2 separate regions of the Homo sapiens genome follow, and region 2 is linked to region 1. A link is a loop called in an ENCODE intact Hi-C map of the cell type or tissue named here. Cell type or tissue: Caco-2. All regions are shown on one strand. Links, peaks and the distances in the headings refer to the core of each region. The heading gives the core; the rest is flanking DNA. Region 1 overlaps TTC21B (tetratricopeptide repeat domain 21B). Region 2 overlaps CSRNP3 (cysteine and serine rich nuclear protein 3).

Evidence for each region. Peaks named below come from ENCODE experiments on the same cell type or tissue, not always from the same donor. Only the 100,000 strongest peaks of a DNase experiment are listed, where the experiment ranks them.
Region 2: a loop joins it to region 1, with 3 times the contacts of the local background. A loop is called at or near these places in 8 of 110 quality-filtered maps.

What each region holds. Positions count from the first base shown.
Region 1 is chr2:165,866,137-165,878,440 of GRCh38, forward strand. It overlaps TTC21B (tetratricopeptide repeat domain 21B), which reads right to left. Exons shown (of 29, transcript NM_024753.5): 28 at 10,029-10,096; 29 at 7,226-8,696. The coding sequence ends at 8,619. It overlaps LOC100506124 (a long non-coding RNA gene), which reads right to left and starts at 5,805. Exons shown (of 4, transcript NR_045375.2): 1 at 4,661-5,805. RefSeq lists an enhancer at 8,418-8,617. In Caco-2, for the core only: a CTCF peak has its summit at 8,504 (motif pointing left); no DNase peak of the experiment used is centred there.
Region 2 is chr2:165,569,171-165,581,474 of GRCh38, forward strand. The region is part of intron 3 of CSRNP3 (cysteine and serine rich nuclear protein 3); the gene reads left to right. Among named protein-coding and RNA genes, the nearest start is that of CSRNP3, 110 kb to the left of the region's middle. RefSeq lists a silencer at 4,835-5,035 and enhancers at 11,281-11,798, 11,799-12,304. In Caco-2, for the core only: no CTCF peak of the experiment used is centred there; a DNase peak (open chromatin) is centred at 5,061; H3K4me3 peaks cover 1,587 bases.

The DNA of each region.
Region 1 (12,304 bases), core at 6,553-11,552:
CATGTCACAAGGACACAGGAACCAGCCTGAAGAGGCTTCTGCTGGACAAATCTGAAATAATTTGAGCACCAAAATAATTAAAGACATTAATGAATGATGAAATATTGAAAAATAGAATTTCACAAGACTGTATGATGTTAAATATTTTTAACAACAAAAAGCTCAAATCTGAATCCTCGCCATGTGCTAGTTTGTTTAAGCTCCAGAGTCCCCTACTCTCCTTCTATATTAAACAATGGATAAAATTATTTTATCCAGGAGGAAAAAAAATAAAGCTCAACTCTCAGTCCTCACTATGTGATAGTTTGTTTAAGCTCCAGAGTCCCCTACTCTCCTATATTAAATAATGGATAAAAATGAAAAGCAAAAACAATAAATAAGCAAAGGCGGGGCTCCTGCTTATGGTAAAACGCTAAGTACTAACTGCTGGGTACATGTGGAGCCTTTATTACCCTCACAGTAAAGATGGGACTAGGCAAGAATCATGATCAATCCAGTGGAAAGTTTTGAAGAGGAGCACGATATTTGATCTACGAGTGTCTCCTCACAGATTGCTTATTAGTTGCAAGAAAAAATATAACTATGTAGTGGAGAAATTTGAAGGAGTAATCAAAATTAATTCACAAGTGAGGGCAGATAAATATGTGTGCTTCCATATTTGATACCCTGAGGACATACTACTTATATAGCATTATGGCCAGGGATGTTTAGCTCAAATTGAATCATGATGAAATATCAGACAAACCCTAAATGAAGAACATTCTACTACAAAAAAAAGAGGGTGAGGGACATTTTCTTCAAAAAATGTCTATATTGTAAAAGAGAGAAAGGCTGTGGATATGCTCCAGATTAAGCAACAATAAAGAGACAAGACAAGTAAATACGATATCTGATTCCAGAGTGGATCCTGACTGGAGGAAAAAAAGGACTTCATTGGATCAATTGATGGTAAATGATGTGGATTAAAGTATGGAATCCATGTTAAATTTACTGAAGTTGATAACTACAGTTTGATTATATAGGAGTGTATCCATGTTCTTAGGAAATACAGACCACTGAAGTACTTAGGGGTACAGGGATGTGTACGATGCTTGTGACTTTCAGAATCTTCAGAAAAAAAATCATATGTATATATGTGTGTATACATACGTGTCAGTGTAAATGTATACATAAAATTCGTATACTCACACAGAAAGCACAAATGATAAAGCAAATGGTTTAAAATATTAGGAATATTTTAATGTTTACCTTAATATATATGGTATTTGCAATATTATTTATGCAACTTTCTGTACATTTAATTTTTTTCCAAATAAAAAATTAAAAAGTTGTTTCCTTTTTGTAGAAACAAAATCATTCTTATTGAAACTTGAATAATGAATATTGGGCATTTTAAAAAATCTACAAAAACAACCACCCAGCACATACATTTTATAAAAGGCAGTAGATTCATGTGTTTAACACAAGTAAGTGACATCAGGATCTAGACATGTCGTTTGTCCCGTTTCCTCACCTTGACTCTTCACATGGTACGTATTCAATCATTTTAACTTTGCCCTTGCGATTTCTCAATATCCTGCACTTGCACCCACCCAGAGTCCCCCTCAATCTATCCTCTGCAATTTGTAACTTAAGTCAATGTGAAAAATTGGACAAAAAAATTCTTCAGGAAACTATGTAAGGGAGGAGTTTTTATGTATTTACTAGAGCAACTTCACATATTAAACTTAAACTGTATGAAAAGAGCATTTTTGTAACTGCTTAGCGTTTTAGTGCATTCTTTTTCCTCAAAGTTCTTAAGCTTACTGTGTTTTTCAAAGAAAGTTTAATCTGTAACTGTGAAAAAGGACCTATTGCCCTGACCCGAAATAAGTGAGGATACTACTGAACATTTTGCAGCTTTGTCCTCTGTGTTTCATGTGGTTTTTTAAGGTTCTTACATCATTTACCCATTAAAAATAAAACTAGGCTGCTTTTGGTGAAAATGGAAATAGTAATTACCTTCTTAAAATACCCCCTTAAAAAAAAAACAGGATTTCTTTTACATTGCCAAAAGAATTTGTTTGAAGGAAGATAAATGTAACATACATACTATTTGAAAGCAGCCTGGTTTAAGGGTTGCCATCGAGTCTCATGTTATACCACTCGGAAGTAAGACATTTAGAACCTGCTCATTACTCCGCATCCCTCATTTATGGGATCAGATTGCTTTTATGGGCATTGTGCCAGATTCATTGATGTGCACTTAAGGCAGATTGCAGAGTGAAACGTTTTTCTAGAAAACATCTGGTTCTTAAGAGGAGCATTAGAAGGAGGGTAGCACATTTTTGATCATAACTGGGATTTATCATGTTACAGTAACTCCCCTCTAATCTGGCAGGCAGAATTCCAACAACCACAACCAGGAACCTGGAAATAAGTGAAAAATACCTCAGAGTCCAAAGAAAACAGAGGTCCAAGATCCTGTGCATATGAAGGAGTGGTATTGCCCTTAGCTCAAAGACTATTTTATTCATTATAAAACTACTGGAGCCAATTAGCATAAGGGCTCCTGAAGCCGCCTTTATATCAAGTGAGTCTTTCTGCAGTTCATTCGTTCCTTCACTCCCCTTGCAAAAATTGTGCACCCCCTGGATGCCACCATTTTTCTACTCAGGTTTTCCCCTCCTCTCTTTCTTGTACCTTCAATATTTACTGGCTTTTTTTTTTCTCCATAGATGCCCAAGTAGCTCTTACCTTAAAAGACAGACTTCTCACACCCTTATGGACACATCACTCTTCACCCTCAGCCTTATTTCTAAAAACTTTTCTATACTGACTCTAGTTCCTCTCCTTCCATTCGCAGGGCTTCCAATAGCCTATGAGAAAGTTGTATTCAAATTAGAAAAGGGAGTCCTCCTGCATGGAGATGCAGTTGCAGAGTGGTAAGACTTGGAGGATTTCTGCCTCCATCTCCTGTGCCCTTGGCTGGGTCACTCTGTGCAGTGCACACACTGCACGACCACACGTGGAGGCTCTGCAGGATTTCAGATATTTCCACTGGTTTTTAATTTATTATATTTGGTAGAATCATCATTAAAACTCTGTTAATGGAATAATGGACTAAAATTACAGAGGACTGGGTTTGCTCTCAATCCTTTATGTAATTGCAGGACTATGCTCTTACACATCCCCTCTGGAACTCTTACGTTCTAGTACCACTTCTGTTACCACTCCTACTACTACTTTCTGGCTTTTATTTCCATCTTTCACTTCCTGAATCTCTATCGCTGGCCATCGAAGTAATATAGATTGCATTTTGCATTAACAATTAATAGTAAAGTGTGGTATTGAGAGTTGAAATGTCAGCTTTTGTTTAGCTTCTTCTCTTCGTCTGTGTTCAGAAAAATAACTTTAAACAGCAAAAAGCAAGTTTGAGAAGGCTATTCTCTAAAAAACAACAAAAAACTTTTTTTATTGTAGAATATATGTTAATTCCAGTTAACTTTTACAATGGTAAATAAATATTTCATCACTCAGATATAACTATGTTAACAACTGGGTTTCATCTAGTTTTGTGTATTCTTATATGCATCTATAGTTTTGGCAAATGGATATATTATTATTTGAACAGTTACATTTTCCTCTTTATTCACTTATTTTGTGAGCATTTTAGCAGTTAAAATCTTTCAAAAATTTTTTTTTTCTTTTTTTTTTTTTTTTTTAGACGGAATCTCACTGTTGCCCAGGCTGGAGTGCAGTGGCGTGATCTCGGTTCACTGCAACCTCCACCTGCCAGGTTCAAGCAATTCTCCTGCCTCAGCCTCCCGAGTAGCTGGCACTACAGGTGCACACCACCATGTCCAGCTAATTTTTTGTATTTTAGTAGAGACGAGGATCCCCGTGTTGCCCAGGCTGGTTGCGAACTCCTGAGCTCAGGCAATCTGCCTGCCTCGGCCTCCCAAAGTGTTGGGATTATAGGCATGAGCCAAAAAAATTAAATACATAAATAAATCCTTGAAATAGTTTTCAATTACTACCTACTACTATATTATTGGTCAAATCTTACATATGTGACAACCTCATGTTGGATGTTTTGATAACCAAAAGCAGCAAAAAATTCAGTTACAATTTTTAAAATTGGAAACCTTTGAGAAATTTCGGAATATTTCCTGTGATAAATTTCTCTACGTGGGATCACTTGGTTAAACGAGAGACTCTTATTTTGTGCTGTTTTTAGAGAACAGCCTTCTCGAACTTGCTTTTTGCTGTTTATAAGTTATTCCCTTCAGGAAGGCTGTGCTACACTTCGATGAGCAGCGGTCTGAATGCGGTGGTTTCCTTGCACCTTTGCCAACCTTGCTTCTAAAAAAATCTGTCAGCATGAACGCTGTTGTATGATCCTATTTTAAAGCTATTCACTTGTCATCTCCAGTCGCAAACTAGGATAGCTCCTGTCAGATTCTTAATTGGTCTTTTGGTTTCCATAGTGATTCCATTATCTACTTCTACTCTAGTGCAAAGTTCAACTTGCTTCCTCAGCTGTCCATGCATAAAAGCCTTCCAGATTTGCTCTAGGTTCTTGACTTCTGGGGAAGAAAGATATTTCCTCTTGGACCCAGTTCACCATACTAGCTGAATTAAGGTCAAAAGTACATTAAACTTACAACTGTGTCCTTACCATGACGGGGGGCAGGTGTCCAGATCCCAGATCTACAGAAAATTCTTTCATTTCTGTTGTGTCCCCCTGCTTCCATCCTGAGTGTACGTCCCCAAACTTTCATTTAACATGTCATGTTCATTAGTTCCTTCAAATACTAGTTCAGAGCAGTCTGGAATCAAGACTGCCTAGTTTGAGCTCCAACTGTCACAGATCTTGGGCTTGTCACATAAGGCAATCAAATCCTTAAAGAAGAAAAAACATCAGAGGTAGTAAATGCTGCATAGAGTTTAAAAAGGATAATATGATACAGAATCACAGGATGGCTACTTGAGATTGTGGGCCTGGACATGAACACGGCCTCTTTGAGGAGGTGGTGATAAAGTGATACCTGATGGAAAGGAGCAAACCTGGAGAAGGAAGCTCAGAGACAGGAAGCGGGGGTGAAGGGAGGGACAGGAGGAAGAGAATTCTCCACTGAGGAGAGTAGGGCAAAAGCAAGCTCCAGGTGGATAAAATGAGATGCTGCATGTGGAGTCTAGCATAATGGTTGGTGGGTAGAGAGAGAGGAAAAGAGGGAAGTAGTTGAACAAAAATTAGAAGGGAAGGAAGGAGGGAAGGTGTGAATGAATGAGAATCTCAAATCCTGTAGGGCTGAGCTCTCTAGGGGACTTTACTCATCCTTTTAATCTTGCTTTGAACTGCATTTTCTCTTCTCAGTTGCAATTACTACTTTGCCCTGTTCTGCTTATAAGAGGAGCTACTATTAAGAGCCTAGTGAGTCAGATTCATTATAGGTTTTATATAAGTTCCCTTTAATCCTTACAACCTGAGGCAGGTTATTATCCTTATATGCTTGTTTATGGGTGAGAAAACTGAGGCTGAGAGTGTGTAACTTGGAGAAAGATGAAACATCTAGGTAATGGTAGAGCCAAAACTTAAATCCAGGCTGGTCTGATTTCAGATCCATGCTCTTGACTGCTACACTATAGTGCTCCTCAATTAGACTGCTCTTTAATAGTTTCTACATTTGTAACAGCTGTTCATTCCACTCAGTCCATCTTGTTCTTCATTATTTAGCTATCTCTGTGATACACCAGTTTCTTCTGCTAGCCAGATGTAGAAAAGATCACTTCTTCTTACAGAAACATTATCTCTTAGTTATAGAAGGCATCTTAATATAATAAATAAGGCAGAGGCTTTGAAGTTGACTGGGCCAGTATGGAATTCAGGTTCTGACACTTTTCTCTGTGACCCTGGGCAAATCATTTAGTCCAGGTCTCACCTTTCTTATCTGAAAAGTGGGAATATTATTTCTCTTAATAGCTGACTGAAAATTAAAAGACATAAAGTAAGGAAAGTCCCTAAAATAGCATCTAACAAATGGCAGGTGCAAAATAAATGGCTGCTTAAGAAACAAAAACAAAACCTTCCTCTCCTCTTACAGATAGGAAAACTGATTTGGAAATGTCTTGCTGAGAGAACAGATGCTCTATTTCTCTATCCAATTTCCATGATTCCAGCATCCCATGACACAAGTTCACTGGAACTACTAAAGGCATTCTGTTAATGTGATTTCTGCCTGAGTCAGCTCCGGCTGCAATAATAAAATATCATAAACTGGTGGGCTTATCAACAAAAGAAATCTGTTTCTCACAGTTCTGGAGGCTGGAAGTCTGAGATCACGGTTCCAGCACCACCAGGTTCTGGTGAGGACCCTCTTTTGGGTTGCAAATAGTTGACTTCTTATTTTGTCCTCACATGGTAGAAAGATAGCTAGAGAACTCTCTGGGATCCTCTTTTTAAGGGCACTAATCGCACTCGCAAGGGCTTCAGCCTTATGACCTAATTATTTCCTAAAGCTTCACTTCCCAATACTATCACATTAAAGACTAGGATGTCAACATACGAAGTTTGGGGTACACAAACATTCAGTCCATAGCATTGTCCTTAAAAATGTCCACTCAGGCTGAAAGATATTTCTCCACCTGAATTAAAGAAAAAGAGGTAATGTTTCACGATTCCAGATTTGTAAAACAGGGATAATAATGCCGGCATTTTAGGTTTGTGAAGATCAAATGTAAGGAATATGAAAGTATTTTAACATATATGAAGTGACTTATAAATTCTATTATTAAACATTCTATGAAATGCCATAAATAAAAGCTAGGTGACAAGGCGGCCAGATTACTTGAGGCCAGAAGTTCGAGACCAGCCTAGCCAACATGGCGAAACCCCATCTCTACTGCAGATACAAAAATTAGCCAGGCGTGGTGGCGTGTGCCTTTAGTCCCAGCTACTCAAGAAGCTGACGCAGGAGAATTGCTTGAACCCAGGAGGTAGAGGTTGCAGTGGGCCAAGATCGCACCACTGCACTCCAGCCTGGGCTACAGAGTAAGACTCTGTCTCAAAGAACAACAACAACAAAAAACCCCACAAAAAACTGTTTTGCTAAGTGAAAAGAAGAATAATTGGAATTTTATAACGTAATTGAAATTAAAGGGATTTTGAAAAATGGGAGAAATGATCAGAAACAAGAGAATGGAGTTCAAAACAAACACAGGACATTTAATAAAAAGCAGCAAATGACTTATAAATACTGTTTATTGTAAATGCAAATAAAATTGAGGACTGTGTTTACTACAATTTTAAGGAAAATTGAAAAAGATGTAGATGAGAAATTAAAAATAATGCTAAGGATTAAGTTTAGATTAGGTTAAATTTAGTGTAAGAGAGTGAAAGCTTCTATGCCAGGGTGCTGTTAAACAGAGCTGGGTAAACCGTTGCCTTCACATGGTGTGCTTTGTGACTCCCTGCTGACCAAAAGTATTTGGTCACCCTTTACCATCAAATGTTACAGTGTCTGAAATTATACCTGCAGACCAAGTCTTCTAGGCTAAGGTTAAATATCCCTAATAAGGGACCTATTTAAATTGAGGTTTCAGGACCTGATTATTTCTTAAGACCACAATGGCCTTGAAAGCAGGAAGAATGAGCTCAAGAAAGGAAAGGGAAACACACACTCTACCCTTTTCTAAAAAAGATTTTTCAATGAAAGTTACATTTTCTGTACTATACCACCACCCATTAACATTACAGAATGCAGGGGGAGCTTACCCTGATTTGCAAAACTTACCACATCTTTTGAGTTCCAAGAGGAATATAAATCATCTATTTATAAAACCTTTATTAAAATATATATTTAAAATATATATATTGTCTTTTTCATGAGTTATTTACAGGGAGATTTATTCCAATTTTTGAAACAACACAGAATACAACAAAAACAGGCTGGGTGCGGTGGCTCATGCCTGTAATCCCAGCACTTTGGGAGGCCGAGGCAGGTGGATCACAAGGTCAAGAGATCAAGCCCCTCCTGGCTAACACGGTGAAATCCCATCTCTACTAAAAATACAAAAAATTAGCCGGGTGTGATGGCACATGCCTTTAGTCCCAGCTACTCGGGAGGCTGAAGCAGGAGAATCGCGTAAACCCAGGAGGCGGAGGTTGCAGTGAGCCAAGATCGTGCCACTGCACTCCAGCCTGGGCGGCAGATCAAGGCTCTGTCTTTAAAAATAAATAAATAAATAAAAGAATATAACAAAAACACTTTAAAAGAGAACAATGCATTTTAAATATATTTCCTGAAATAATATTCCTTAGAAAAGATACAGGGTATTTAATTACCTAGATTTTAACAAAATATTCTTTATAGAAATAATTATAGTCTTTACCACAGAGTCACCAAATCTGTACCCAATCAAAACAGAGTCAAATAGACCAGCTCTCATTCAACTCCATTAGGAAACACCAATTTCACATAGTACTTCTCTTGATGTACAGCAGCAACCTCTGCTGGAGAAAAAAGGGTATACTTCTAATAACAAAGCACTGAGCTCAAACCTGTTTTGAACAGGAAGAACTGAAAGTTAGATTTCTTTCATTTCCTGTTAAACCAACACCTAAGTTAAAATTATTTTCAAGGTCTTAAAGACGCACGGGCCTTATCAAGTATATCCTTTCTGATTTTTGGATAAGTTGGATGTGCTTCAAGAACCTGCAAAACAAATAAAGAACCCATAAAAACTTGTAACTAATAATCAAAAACTACGGAGTTACAAAACTTATAAGAAATGAGCATTACAGTTAAGATTTCCTTGTACTAATACTACAACAGCTATAACACTTTTTAATGGTGGCATTTTAAATGTAACATGATGACTCCTTTATATTAATGGTAGTTAGATGAGAACAATAGAATGTAAATATCAAATGCAGAAAATATAACAAACAACTGCTTACCTAATAGATGAATTGTATAAAACAATTATGTATCAATGATTTAAAATATTTTTGTAATTTAGCTTTTCATTCATAATATCTGATAAACCCTTAGAGAGTGACTTTTATACAGCAGCACACATTAGCTTTACCTGAAATGATCTTGAGACATACGTATTTCTAGTTCTACTGAGTCTAAGAGTGGGGAGATGCTAGTTTTTTTTTTTAACTCCAAAAATGATCCTAATATATAGCCTTACATTAACACACAACCCTAACCTGACTGAAATACTGCTTTACAGAGACTCAGTAATCAACAGCAATTACTAAGGCCAAGTATTTACTGTAATGATGCTAACAGATTGCTGTGTGGGATAAGGGGCATTACAAAATTCTTTTCTAATGAACTTTTCTTGGAGGTCCTTACAATGTTTAATAGAATGTCTTATATGGAATATCAATGGGACAATGTATATATAAAGAGACTCTACAAATTCTAAAACTGTAATTTAAATATTTGTCATTTTAGTAGGTGATCATTTACTAGGGGATGAATTACAGAATGCAATTGAATGACTTCTAATAGAATTCCTTTTTATCTCTAATTGATCAGTCTGAATTCTCTAATAACCAGATTCAGACACATTCACAAGAACTTCTAATCAGAATAATGATCTGGAGAATCTATACTGTCTTCAAATATCTTCTAACTTAAAGACTACATTTTATTTAACATGTTTCTCCCACTGGTCTTTGTCTTTTTTTTTTTTTAAAGTAAAAGTCTCTTTTACTCCACCTCTTTAATCCTACTCCTTTCCATACATGTAAATATTTTATGGTTTATTGTTTAATATGTACTCTTCAGTGGTCTTTGTCTTTAAATTGACATAAACATTTTATTATTTGATCTCAAAGTAAAAACATGTTTTTTATTTAGGTGAACATCATTTTCTAAATTTCGAACACTGATAATCTCCCTAAACATACTGATAAATCATTTAACTAAAATAATGTATCCTCTATTTCTATTCACATACATCTGGAGATTTAAAAAAGTAGGAAATTGTGCATCTGAAAAATTTTAAGAAATCTAAATTTAAGTGTTTACCTGGTGACATATGTCAATTGAATCCACATATCTTTTTGCTTTTAAGTAATTAAATGCCAGTTTGTATCCTGTTAAGACAAAAACCATAAAACAGAATGATGGAGTACACTGCTACTATTACTTTTCCTTGCCTCCTCCTCTCTTTGCTTACTCACTAGAGAATGGTAAGGGAGGCTGGTGAATGAACAACCAAACTACGCTATACAGAGAAGTTGTGTGATAATAGAAGACAGAGTGACACAAAAGAAGTGTAAGAAGAAAAGAAAGTGGAGTTGGAAAAAAGGACCACAGTGAATACATTGATAGGTTAGAAAGCTGCCATCCCACAAGTGTGGTTTCTATAACTTACTAGAAAAGTCTCATTTATTTCAGGTTATAGTAAAAACTCATCATAGGGCAGTAAATGACAACACAGCCATTCATTTATACAGTACAGATTTATTTAGCACTTACACAGGCAAACTGATGCCTACAGTTATGAGGTTTGCATTCTATTAGGAGAAAAAGTACATTTTAAAATAATTGCATGAGTAAATAATTTCAAAACTGAGATAAATGTTATGAAAGAAAGATCCAGGCCAAGTGAGTTACCATAAAGAACCTGAAGGGTATCAAGAGATGTCTGAAATCTGAAGAATGAGGCATAAACTAGGCTAGGGTGGGAATCAAGGACACTCTCAGACAGAGGAAACTGCATGGATTAAGGCCAGTGGTAGGACACACAGGGAGTTAATGAACTTGGAGTATGGTGAGAAGACAGAGCACATAGGAGAGCGACACAGAGGAAGGCAGATTAGTCATCAATGACTGGTAAGAATTATCACAATTACTGATAGTGAAATGCCACACTTCTACTATCAACAATTAGAAGAATATTTAACACATTCCTCTTAATGGATGTTGTTCTCTTGTAACATGCTATAAAAATGAGAAAACTAAGAAGACAAGAAAAGTAACAGCAGCTGTGCACGCAGTAAACAAGATATAATGCAATGTAAAATAATGTGTAATAAAAAATATCTCACTCTACCTCTTAAAAATATGAAATAAGAAGTGTAAATAGTGCTCTTCAGCTCTAATAAAAGTACCAAAACAAATGTTTAAAATTTTAAATGTTTGAAAAGAATTACTGGCTAACATTATCAGATGGTAGTAAAAAGAAAGAAATAGAAATGATCTAAAATTCACACTATTTTATATATAGTCAGGCACTGCATGATGATGTTTCATTAACAACAGACCACATACATGATGGTGGTCCCAAAGATTTTTATACTGTATTTTTGCTGTACCTTTTCTATGTTTACATACACACATTGCTTATAGCATTCATGACAGTAACATGCTGTACAGGTATGTAGCCTAGGAGCAATAGGCTATACCAGATAGCCCAGGTGTGTAGTAGGATCTACCACCTAGGTTTGTGTAAGTATACTCTAAGATGTTCACACAATGATGAAATTGTCTAATGATGCATATCTCAGAAGATTTCCATTGTTAAGCGACACATGACTGCATATATATATGTGTGTATGTTTATATATGTGTGTGTATATATATGTATGTCTATATAGGTGTGTATATATATATCTCTACACACACACACATGCACACAGGCACACATGGGCAGGGCCTATGGCAGAATCTCACATCTCAGATTTTAGACAAAAATAAGAAGTTTCAGAGAGGTAAACTTAATGTCATTACCAACAAATTCTAAAATGAACTAAAAGGGTTTGTGACATTCAAAAAGTAAAGCAATTTTTAAGATGTCATGCCAAACATACTTACATGGGAACTAGTCAAGATTTCAGTTTTGGTTTGTGGTTTCTTGACTAGCTTTGGGATCTTACGCAAGTGGCTTGAGCTGTCATTTTCAGGTTTCCTCATCGCTAAAACAGGAATAACAACTCCTCCCTCTAACTCTTAGTATAATTTTAAAAATCATATAAAATACTTGTGAAATGGTTTTTAAAACCTTAGAATACCACAAAATATTAGCATTTTTTAATGTAAGCATTCACTATATTATAATCACAGAATTTTAACACTGGAAGAAACTTGATACATGACCTGGTACAAAAATTTCAGAGGAAATAAAGACCTAAGAAGGGGAAAGAAAATGTGCACTGCAGCTGCACTACACCTGCCAAACTTATTAGAACTCAACTATATGCAATCAGGAGAGACAGCGAGAGAATGCAAACATTCTACACAGTCTAATGACTGTCCTATAACCTGAGAATAGGTATGAAGGGTGAAACATGAGTAGTTTC
Region 2 (12,304 bases), core at 3,159-8,158, 300 kb before region 1:
TTTGAGGTTGACGTAGCCAATTTATTGACTTCTCTGAATGTGTTGTGAAGGAGAAGAAAATATAGCAAGAAAATCCAGCCTCATCAAGGGAGAATCTAATAGTAGCAAGTGGTATACATACCAGTTAATATGGTTCCAGGAAACACAGGTGATGGTGTTAGTAAATCTTTCTTCATGCAGTAGAATGTTCAAGAGATCGTCCAGTTAACATAAGCTCATGTCTAAATTACTGCAAGAACTGGATAGCAAATATTTTGGATTACTTCTGATAAGGTTTGGTTATTTTGTAGGAAAGGGGAGTAAATAAAAGAATTCTATGAGGCCTATTTGTCTTTAGAGAAAAAACAAGCTAACAAAGAGTCAATTGTAAGAGTTGACATAATTTTTTTCCAATTCACAGCTTTTAATATGCCAAAGTAAATTAAAACATCCTTTTAATCTTGGATGGAATTTGCTTCTTAAAGCTATGATCTTGTGTTTCTTTGTTAATTTCATATTTAAAAAATTCTTGGCCCATAAACTTGTTTTATAAGCAGAGCCACCATTGTTCATTGTGTAATTTGAGAATCTCTGGGGCTATCCTCTTGCCATCTCACTGATTCCAGAGTTTTGATTAGAAGGGTGGGCATATTTTGTAATTTGTTTTTATCCTGAGGCAATTTTATGAGATTTCACATTATAGTACTTCTTAAGTTTAATTCTATTTTTTCTGCATGTATTAGAAAAAAAAAATCACCTCTTACTTCCAAAAATCCTATCTACTTATTATACTTGTTTGTCTGTGTTGTTAGAATAATTTATTTAAAAATTCTTTTAAGCAATCATTAGATTTTATATCATATCTTTCCATTTTATTAATATTAGTTGACAATACTTGGTTAAAGCCAATTTAAAGAACTGAAGTACAAATTATTGCTATAGGTTTCCATGACATACTTTCCAAAGACTTTTCTGTTCCTGGTGTGCAGACTTGAAAACTAAGGCATAAGATACTGGAATAACTCACCAAGGTCATCTATGAGAATAGCCGACCTGGAGAGATTATTACCATCCCGTGATTCATTCTATCTCTTTCTAGTTCTGATATCCACCTTTAAATATCTTTTTCAACATGAATAAATTGTCAGCTTCTTATATTTAAAACCATACACTATAGACTTCCCATTGGAGACTCACAATTTTACTGGCAATGTGTTTTAATTGCTAGCTATTTTCATATTCCTTGTATTTATTTTCTTATTGTTAAATTATTCCTTTGCATATATACACACAAATTTCACATATATGTGGATTTTTTTTCCCAATTTCTCAGCTCTTGTTCTCCCACTCTCACTTTCTAAAAACTTGCAAATAACTTAGTTTTCTGCTGATTCTTTCCTTCCATTGGGCAACCTTTTTATTTCAATGTTTTTGAAGTAATGCAGTAAAAAAAAAAAAAATGGCTGCCTTTTGTTTACTTCCTTGTACATTAGCATGGGTGACATGATCAAATATATTAACTAGGATGTACATATCTTAAGAACCCAGAAGTATACTATAAGCCCTTTTCTTTTAATGCCCCAAAGTTTTGCAGCTTTAGCATAGCTCTAATGCTGTGCTAAAAATGAACATGAACATTTTGGGACAAATGCATTAAAATGGTGGTATCTAAAACATATATGAATATTTCTTTCAATGTTAAGAAAAACCCATCAAAAGGTATTTATTTAAGTCATAAACATTTATTTAAGTCATAAACATTCTAGATCAATGCTAACCCTACAAATAATATCATAAAGAAAGGTATTAACTCATTGTATTTAAAAGCTAAGCTACTTAACCATACTTACCTATTCTGGTTTTAAATTATTTTTAAAACTTTCAATTGACACACAAAAAATTTTGAGTTATAATATTTTTTGCCCCAAAAGAATTTCTTACTAATGGAAGGCTTAAGCAAATATACATATATATGTATATTCACTTTTTAATTACTGAATTATTTATAAGTGCCGTTAAGTTACTATATATCTAACTACTCAGAAAATTTATTTTCTCATCTGTATTTATAGTGCTTCTGACTTTTCCTTCTGTGTGTGTTCTTTGTTGCACTTCGCATGTATTTGTCATAAGATTTTCACTGAGACTTAAAAGTAACAAGCTTTCAAACATCATTTTAATTTAGACAGTCATTAAAGAGATAAGAAATCGATGTTTTAAAATAAGTTCCAATAACTAAATAGTTCTGTATTTGGAAATCCAAATTCCATTTTCAGTTTTTAAGAAATAATTTTATATATTTAAAAAAATTTTTAGAAAGGCAATCTGACTACACACACATACACACACATATTTGTATATATATTAATGTAATATTTGTGTGGTGGAAAATTCCTGTAAATGTTGGATAGTTTTCCCTGAAACTACTTGTTAACATTGAAATCAGATAAGGTAAATCATATGTTTTATTGAGGTAAGCTGTCTAAAATAAGTTACCGCAATTTTAAAAATTAATAAAAACCATATGTCCTTTAGAACTTAAATTGAAATCTGCATTGTTCCTTTAAGTCAGCTGTTCTAGGAATGTGTCATCTTTTGAAAAGATAAATTAATCATCTACTTCATCTATATACATTAATAAAAAAGATTCACCTTCTCATCTACTTTATCAAAAGTAATTAGTATATCTATTTTTATTCACATATAGTATCTTTTAGTGATTGAGATTTTAATTGAGGATATTTTGAAGGAAACAGCAATTATCTTTTTACAAAAAACAAAACACCAAGAAAAAGAAATGCCAGCAATCTAATGGTTAAAACATATTGCCAAATCATTCAGTAGCGCAAGGCTCTTTAATAACATTTGTACAAAAGTACTTTCAGAAAATATGAGATAGGAAATGGCTTTTTGCAAGTTCTCCTTCCTTAAATTATTATTCAACCTCTTATTAAAATAAAATCTAGTTAACTTCTTTTGGAGCTTGCTCAAACATTTTCTATAATAAAAAAAAATCTTGTGAAGGGATTTCCATAAGTTGTGCTGCATTAATGACTTAGAGCAGCTTCCTTATCTGTTATTCCTTCCTCCTAGTAGACCTCAGATGATAAAAATATCCATAGACACAGTGAAGTCAGTGGCACGCCTGGCTCTCTCAGACAAAACTCCATGTGATCACATATAGGCAGCCTCAGTGAGGCTGATGCCGTGCAGCAAGCAGTAGGTAATGAGTCTTTGTGCAGAGTGAAGCTCTTGTTGCTGAACAATAAAGCATATGGTACAAGCAATAAAACACAGGGCTGGGAAATTTAAGAAGATTCCTCTGAACCAGGAAGAACTGTGTCTTCGGTGATGCTGACACATATGATAAAATGATCATTTATTTTGGATCCTAATGAATAAAGAGTGCAAGGACTAAGACTACAGTTATTTGAACAGGTTGGTGATTTTATAAATTACTCCAACACTTCCTTGTGTTTGACTGGATTTAAATTAGAATGGGCTGGTGTGTTTTGCCTTAAACAAAAACTTTGCAAGATATTTGTAGTGTATAATATTAAGGATGCACTTGAATTGACCCAATGCGATTAAATTGTCGATGTAGTCAGATGTGACAGAGAAATGTTGATATCATTATATTAAACTGAAAAGTTATTTAGTCTATTTTAAAAATTTATGGGTAAGAAATAAATTCATCCAATAATTTTTAATCTCCTGTGTATGCAGAAATAATATAAAAGAGAATACTACTGACAAATAGTTCACATAAAAAGCTTCAAAATTATTTTTCCAGTGTTAAAACAATCTGTATTGCAATAGTTTACATGTCTTATAAATTAGATAATATATCATTCAAAATTTGTTGATGTGTGTTAGTATACTGCAAAAGGAAGGTTTGGAATATTTAATTATTTGAATTAAAAAATTTAAAAACAAGGAAATTTTGAAATGTAAATAACACTATTAGAACAATGTATTTTATACTTTAGTAACACATATCTGTATTTATTTGTTGTGTGCTTTTAATTTTTCATGTTATATTTCTTTTGACACATGAAAAAGATTATTGCACAAAACCTTTTATTTTATAAATATTATTCATTGATATTTAGAGAAAAACAAATTTGCTTAATTTTTAAGAGAAGAGATTATTTGATGATGCATATTTTCATTGGCTTACCATTTAGAAAGATTATGTGTCTTTATGTATATTTATAAAATATGTACACACATGACTTTTTCTATGTAGAAAATAACCACTTCTTCCATTTATGAGCAATAGAGAAGTTTATGTTTCAAATAGAGAGATTGTTGTGTGTAGAAAAATAAGGGAAGAAATAACTAGCAAATAATAGCACAACACTGAATATCTTTGCCAAAGACAGACAAGCATTGCTGCTATATGAATCTTTAGATTTAAATACATAGTTTAACTTTGCTCTACATTTTGACTGCTGTATTGTTTTAAAGGCATCCTGGGACCTAAATTCTTTACAATTAATTTTTGGACACCACTTAGGATGATAGTCTCTAAGACACTTGGGCACATTTAACATTTTACAGAATTACTATAGTGACCTCATGTATTTGTGTAGTGACTAATATAAATTTACGCCTGTAAGATGCTGTTTAAACCACAGCAACAAAAAGAAATACCCCATGTGCCTGATTATACGTGCAATATGTATTTGAATTTAAAAAAAAAGCTGTGTTTCAAAAACAAGGGAAGTTAATGAAAATTTAAAATTGGCCTTCCACACGTATTTAAATGAAGCATTTGACTATTTGGGTTTCCTTGGTTACCATAGTCGCTGCTGACAGCTTCTCTTGGTGGGGAGGGAGTAAGCAGTGAGAATAGGACTCTAAAACAAAGCGTTAAAATCGTTTATCCATTAATAGACACAGGGAAATGTGATGCTGACAGCCCAGTAAAACCCGTGCCCACTCCCCATCCTGTATTCCTGCTCTCCCGTGATTCAGGTAGCCTGGCAGAACCGCAGTTCCACAATTCCTTACCCAGCATTCCGTTTCAGCTGCTGGAGGACTGCCTGAGCCTTATGCAAATGAGACCAGCTCGGAGGCTTTGACTGCAGAAGCGAGAGGAGGGGGCAGAAGGGAGTTCAAAGGTCACAGGGCTGGTGGAAAGCTGGATCAGTTGCCTGAAAAAAATGTACTGGGGTTCTCTGCAGCAGTGTTTTGCAGCAGTTAAATGAAGTGTGCTTTATTTCTGAGAGTGAAGATTTTACAGCGTGTGTGCCGTAGTCGTTATATAGTGCACGCAGGTATGGTGACATTTCATGATGCGCCTGATTTTATTTCTATTAAAGACACTGATGGGCATTGGCTATTTTAATTCATCGTGGCAATTGGCAGGGTGTTCCTGGTTTTCAGGATTCCCTTAACTAGTTTATTTTTTTAATTTTCTTCTTCGTATTTCTCTACTTGAAACATGGGTGTTTTGTTCCAATAGAATAATTTCATGTGAGAAAAAACTGGGTTTAGGCTTCTAAATAATTCCATTTCGGGGGTAAGTTCTTTATTGAAGAGAGATCTCTGAGCTGAAACATCTAGAAAAATATTGAGGCTTACAACTTTTAGAGGATTTTCACATTTTTTAAAGAAATGTATTTAAAATAAGATCCGAGTTCCTAGCCTAAGATTATTGTGATGTATCTGGTATTAAATAATGGAGTTCTTTTGTTCATATCTCACACAATCGCATAAGGACAATTTTAATAAGTATATTTTCATTCCATTTGAAGGGTTTTGGTTTTGAGGGTTTTTGTTCTATATTTTATTGCCAAATATCTTCTCAGAGCAATAATTTCTTCTATTGGGGCTAGATCCTTTAAACCTTTCTTTGATTTTTCTAATTGTTATAAATTCTCTTTGGGACTTTTTGGATAATGCTATTTGAATTTAACGTGTTCAACTTCCTATGACTTTTCCTTTCAGTTAAGTCTGCATTGTAAAGGGATCCTTATAAATGTCACAGACAGGACAAAAGTCTTCTTTCCATGCACGAAATATCACACTTTTGTAAAATGTGTGATTACATCATAGGAAAGTCTGTCCTGCACCAAATAAATGTGTACTCACTTTTATTGTTCATATTTTTTTATTTCTAAAACATATTTTCAAACAAACTTAATTAAAACAGTACAATCAAACTGTTTATTCCTATCATTAAAGCACTTAAGTATATCAATTCAGCAGTTACAATGTTGATTAAAAAATGTTATTTTCATTTGCATCAACTGTGCATCTGTCTATTACAGGTTGTATGTGTATGAAAATATGTTGGAAAAGATGAAGAGGCAAAAATAGCTTTTAGCCATGAAATGACTGCTTTATGTTTTTATATTTGCATAAGATATTTAAAAATGAATTTTATGAAGCTTACATACAAAGAGCTAGTACATATTTAGTTAAACTTAATTACTTTCTTTGCCCTGAAAAGAGGGAGTTAATTTTATTATAATGATTAAGATGAGGTATTTTGGCAACAATATGTTTTATTGTAAAATAGAGGGGGGATTGAGGAGGAACCACAACAGGAGGATAGCTATTTAAAACAGTGAAGGACAATTATTTCAAATATTTATGAAATTCACTTAGTGGTTATTCAGGGCCAGATTCTCACCCTTTATCACTCTATGGGGACATTATGACATTTATCCAGGATCCTGAGACTAATTTAGGAAAAGGAATTCATGTTTTGTATGAGCTTTTAAAAAATTCAAAAACTGACATTTTCTTCTAAAGTGTTTCTCTTTTGAAACTTTCAATAATGACTTTAGGTAAAAGGGTTATTTTTTAAATTAGCTATTTTCTTTTTATGTTGGTCAGAATATGCTGTCCTCTGGTCCAAACAATATTTATAGGCTTTGCTTTTATACCTATATATAGATATATAATTGTTTTTTATATATGTATAAAACAATAAATATATACATATAATTGTTTTATATATGCATAAAACAATATATATATACACACACATATGTGTAACAATATATGTATGTTATACATATTATTGCATATATTATGTATATACACACACACACACATATATATATTTCAAGCAGCCAAAGAAAATATTTTCAGTGGTAAATCATATTTAATTCAACAATTTTTTCTTAAAATGTTTAATTTTATATTTAATTCAGTAGCGCCTGTAGTTTGTGTCTACTAATCCCTGCGTGTGTTTTAGGCAGAGAGGGAGAAAAGAACCAAGTTTAACATTCATTTAGGTAGTCCAGTACTTTTAACTTTGTAAATGCAACTGCTACCACAGAGCATGTTCTGAATATGGAAATAAAAACAGTGTGGGCAAAGAAGGAAAGCCCATGAAGATTCTTGGAGAAAACGTGATAATAGACAAATGTGAAATAAAGAGAATTGTTGTGATTCTGTGAGCCACAAGAGAGCTATATATGTCCTGCAGCTAATTTATGGCTTTGAATATCCTGGATAATTTATGTCTCTATGCAGATTCACTCAAAACTTTGAAGTCTTTTGCAATAGCTCGAGCCATACTACTTCCATACAAATCTCAGCAGCATATACACAGTAAGTCTGTGGTCTGAATATCTAAACGTATATAGAAAAAATGCATTTGTGTAAATACAATTCAAATCAAATTTGAGAAGTAAAAGAATAAATAGAGTGATCTAAAAACAAATCTTTAGGGATATGTACTTAGTCTACTTAAAGAGATAGTGTTATATCAGACTTCAAAGGAATCTTTGAGGATTTTTCAAAAATGAATTTCCTGCTCTTTGATTACCAGTCTGTCTTTGTCATCACTTGAAACTAGAGACCATATTGTAGGCTTGGAAAAGATTTCAGGGCAAACATGTTCTACTCAGTCTAGCAGTGTGGAACATAGTCTAAAATCTACAAATAACTGTTGTCATCTCAAAATCACATGTGTAGGTTTTAAGTTTTATTATTGCTATATTTGTTCTCCTGAAATTCTGGAGCCTATGAAATAGAAAAAAAAAAACAAAACTAAATTACTGAAACATGTAGAAGGAAAATGCTCAAAATAATTGAGTATTCAAAACAATCACATTTCTCTATTTTAATATAATATTTTAAAAGAAAACAAAACAATTGTCTTTTTATTGCCTATTCTAGAATTTACATAAAATTCCATCAATTTTATTAAAAATTATAAGAACAATAAAATTGTAAAATGATTTTAAAGATCTTATTAGACCTATAGTAATGCTATAGTAATACCTTGTCTAGTAGAGTTGGAAAATAATCTGTATGATATAAACTGATTTTCCAAGTAGCTAAAGTTTATGACTATAAAGGCCAGTTCTTAAAAATGCCAATAGCTGTCATGAAACAAAAATATAGTACACATCATACTGCCTTATAGAGCAAGGTGAAAGTCAGTTTAGGTTTTTTTTCATGACATAATAATTATTAGTCCAACCATGATATTCACTTACTGCAAAAGACAAAACTATTCCCAACTGTTCTCCAACACCAAATAGCCTCTTACTATTATATACTTTTATATATAATTTTATATGCTTTTTATAATTTTATTGTCTTTTTTAAATGTTAATATGTATTATTTTTAACATAGTTAATAATTGTCCTTTGAGAGCAATTCAGAAATCAATTTTGAACTTTGCTTTACATTCAATTCTAAATCACTTTGACTTTCCTGGACAGAGAAAGAGAGAAACCTTTCTCCATATTTCTCGTACGTACTGAACTCCTGACAGATACATACATATAGTATAGGAACACACAAAATAAGCAAAATTTATTTTTAGTTTGTCTTGTGTTCAGAATGTTGAAAATCATTTGAATTCCAAATAAATGAAAATTTTCTTTTGTTAGTACAATGAGAATCTATAATATTAAACTATCAACAGAAATTTGAACTTACTTTATATCAAATAGGAAAATGAGGAGTCTCTAACAGGTATACAAAAGAAAACACAGAGACCAATTTTTTGGTTGCATTTGACTAATCATTGGTGCCATATACTTCTTGCCAATTTGGGGACTTGTGGTCCATCTCATTTTCAAATCCTGGCATTAAATTTACCATCTTTCACCACAATGCTAGATGGGAAGAATTTTTGCTTGCTCAATTCTTTATCTCCATGCAAGCTTATGAATCCACATATTCATTTAGAAATGCATTTAGCCACATGTGTTCATGCTCATGTCTTACACTCTCCCTAATCATAAATAAGGAAAGTAAGACAGCTGAATCGTCAACCACCATTTCTTTGAAATCTCACTAATATAATATGTTAAGATACACAAAGCAGCTAATACCATTTTAGTAGGTGTTCTCATATACTGTGAAGAACTTGATCTAAAGGACTGTTGGTTCCATGAACCTAGTATCAAAAGACTCTGTAAGAATGAGATCTAGTCCAACATATTTGGAGAATAGCTTATCATTCTGGTCCTCTTTTGCACACTAGCATATTAAAAGGCCTGAGGATTCTTACTTTAACAAACCTGGGTAACTTTATTTAATACAATAAAACCTTATAAATTTAGGTCAATTTATGAACAAAGGAAAAAAAAACAGAAAAATATTGTATATTGTTTTCTTGATAGAAAAAGCTTTTATTGTGTTGTATATTATATGTGATTTCAAGCTATATCGTGGAATGTGAAGAGGCTGAATAAGGGAATGGTTAAGAACTTAAGTTCAAGTCCCAACTCCGGAGTTGTTTACACAATGTACTCTGACATTTACAAGCCATGTAGCCTTGACATGGTACTTAAAACCTGTAAGCCTCATCTTCTTCATTGGGAAAGTGGTAATATTAGTCTCTATATCAAGGGATTTTTATGAAAGGGGAATGACATGATACATACCTGGCACATAATAGGAATATTATAGATGATAGCTAATATTAACATTTTTCAGCCCACACAAGTTGATTCCCTGGTGCTGATGAGGCAAGTTCAGCTTAAACTTATAGTTACAGAAAATCCTCATGGAACATCTTAGGTGTCAATGGATGAGGAAAAGATGTGTTTTCCAAAAATAGAAACCTGCCAGGATTTTATTGGAGGTTATCCTAGGTAATACTGAGCAGTTAATGGTTAGAATTTGAATGGGACAAGTAGAGAAAGCAATCAGCCTGGTCATCAAGGTTCAAACCATATGTGGCTAAATAGATATGTACCTTGAATCATTCCAACTAGAAGTACGGTCTCCACAAAATCCCCAGGTATGATGTGGCAATATGTGCTTTTCTGAGCTCCCTTTTTTTATATCCTTTAAGGCTTTTCAAATTTCCATCTTTGTACCTCTGCTCTACTATTTTTCCATTCTGACTTTATGCAATTAAGGCAGTAGTTATTCATCTCTGCTCCATCCAGAGTTTCTATCTCATCTATAGACTATAAGTTCTTCAATTACAAGGGGAGCCTGGCACATAGAAAGTGTCCAAGAAATGTTTGCTGAGCCAATGTTACTATGGGGCATAAAGCACCTAATTATACCTAATGACATAAAGGTGCTAATTTGTGTGAATCATGAAGTGATCACTTTGTTACAAATTAATTGCTATTTTAAACTTCCTGAATATCATATTGGTGTTTAGAAATATTGAATCAATTGATTTAGTCGCAACGTTTTCCAAAAGAAATTTAGAAAAATATATCTACATTTTTACTTAAAAATTATTTTAATAGTAGCATACCTAGAAGTGCTTTTTGGTAAATATACATTAGTAACCAGTTCAGAGTAGATTGCAGGAATATCATGACTCTACTTTTTTTTTTTTTTTTTTTTTTTTTGAGACAGAGTCTCACTCTGTCGCCCAGGCTGGAGTGCAATGGCGTAATCTCGGCTCACCGCAAGCTCCACCTCCCGGGTTCACGCCATTCTCCTGCCTCAGCCTCCTGAGTGGCTGGGACTACAGGCGCCTGCCACCACGCCTGGCTAATTTTTTGTATTTTTAGTAGAGACAGGGTTTCACCACGTTAGCCAGGATGGTCTCGATCTCCTGACCTCGTGATCCGCCTGACTCTACTTTTGTGAAACTTGTTTAAAGGGTGAATCTCCTCTAAACAGTGAATGTCCAAGTTTCAAAAGATTGTATGACTATGGTGCAACTTATTTCTATTGTGAACAAGTTTTACATTTCCGTAGAACATTTACTGAGACTTGAAAGTCCAGGTAATTTTACACTATATATTATTTTTTTACTAATTGCTGCTTAATGCAAAGTCAGCTTCAGGCTTAACAACTATTGTTGCCTGTCCCTGCCTTAAATAGTAAAAATCTATATTGTGCCTAAGGTGGTGATTTACTTTGAAGAATGTCCAAAGTATTTTTTTCTACTTGTTGTAATTTTAAAAATCTCCTTTATTTTTTGTGCAGTATCTTTGGCAGGATCCCAGTGCTTGGATGGGTATAGTTCTAAAGCTTGCCCATATTTTATTCTGATGTCTATTTTAATGTACTTTATGGGGAAAATGTTTTTTTAAAGTCCCTTTTCCTTCACACTATTCAGATGATTCCTCTAAAGGAAAAGGATATCATTATCTTAAATAGCCTTTGATTTACATTGCCTCATCTGTTTTGTTATTCAATCAGAAACTTTCTAAAGGACAAAGGGAAACTTTTTAAGTGCTAAGAAGAAACAAAAAATGCTATCTTCCAGTGATGCAATAATAATAATTTTTAATTCTTTTAGATCCATGTGTGTTTTGTTTTTTTTTTCCTCAATGTGGTAAGTCTTGCAAATTGTCCAAGGAATTAGGCTAAGTACTATTCTTTAGTCTTAATTGCAAGCATGTAAAATAAATTTTTCATTAACTTCACTTGGTACTTTTGTTGTTATGGAGGGAAAAGTAGGCTTACACTAGGCACTTGATCAAATTTCAACAGTTTTAAAAGCCGTATCGTGTTCTTGGTTGTTTCCTCTGTTTTTGATAACTAAAACACCATCTTAAAAGTTAACCTTAGGGAAGAACTTTTGACTTTCAAACTAGTGTATTCCACTATACCATTTTGCCAAATGCCAAATGATGATCAATGTTTAGGGCCAAGAGGCATTCAAAACCAAGTTCTGGCCATCTTGTATGAATACTAATCACAATGGCACACAAGTGCAGGTAACATGGAAAGCTTCCTGAGTACCTCCCAGCCAGAGAGAGTCATGGAAAACCTCTTTGTAATTATTAGTAAATGGAATAGCCGTCCCTCTCTTTGTCAGCAGGACATAAGTCAATTTAGCCATTGGGGTGAAGGAAGTGGGTATGAACAATTTAGAGGCATCAGTCTTTGCATAGAGGTCATGGCTTTTGTCATTTATTCTCA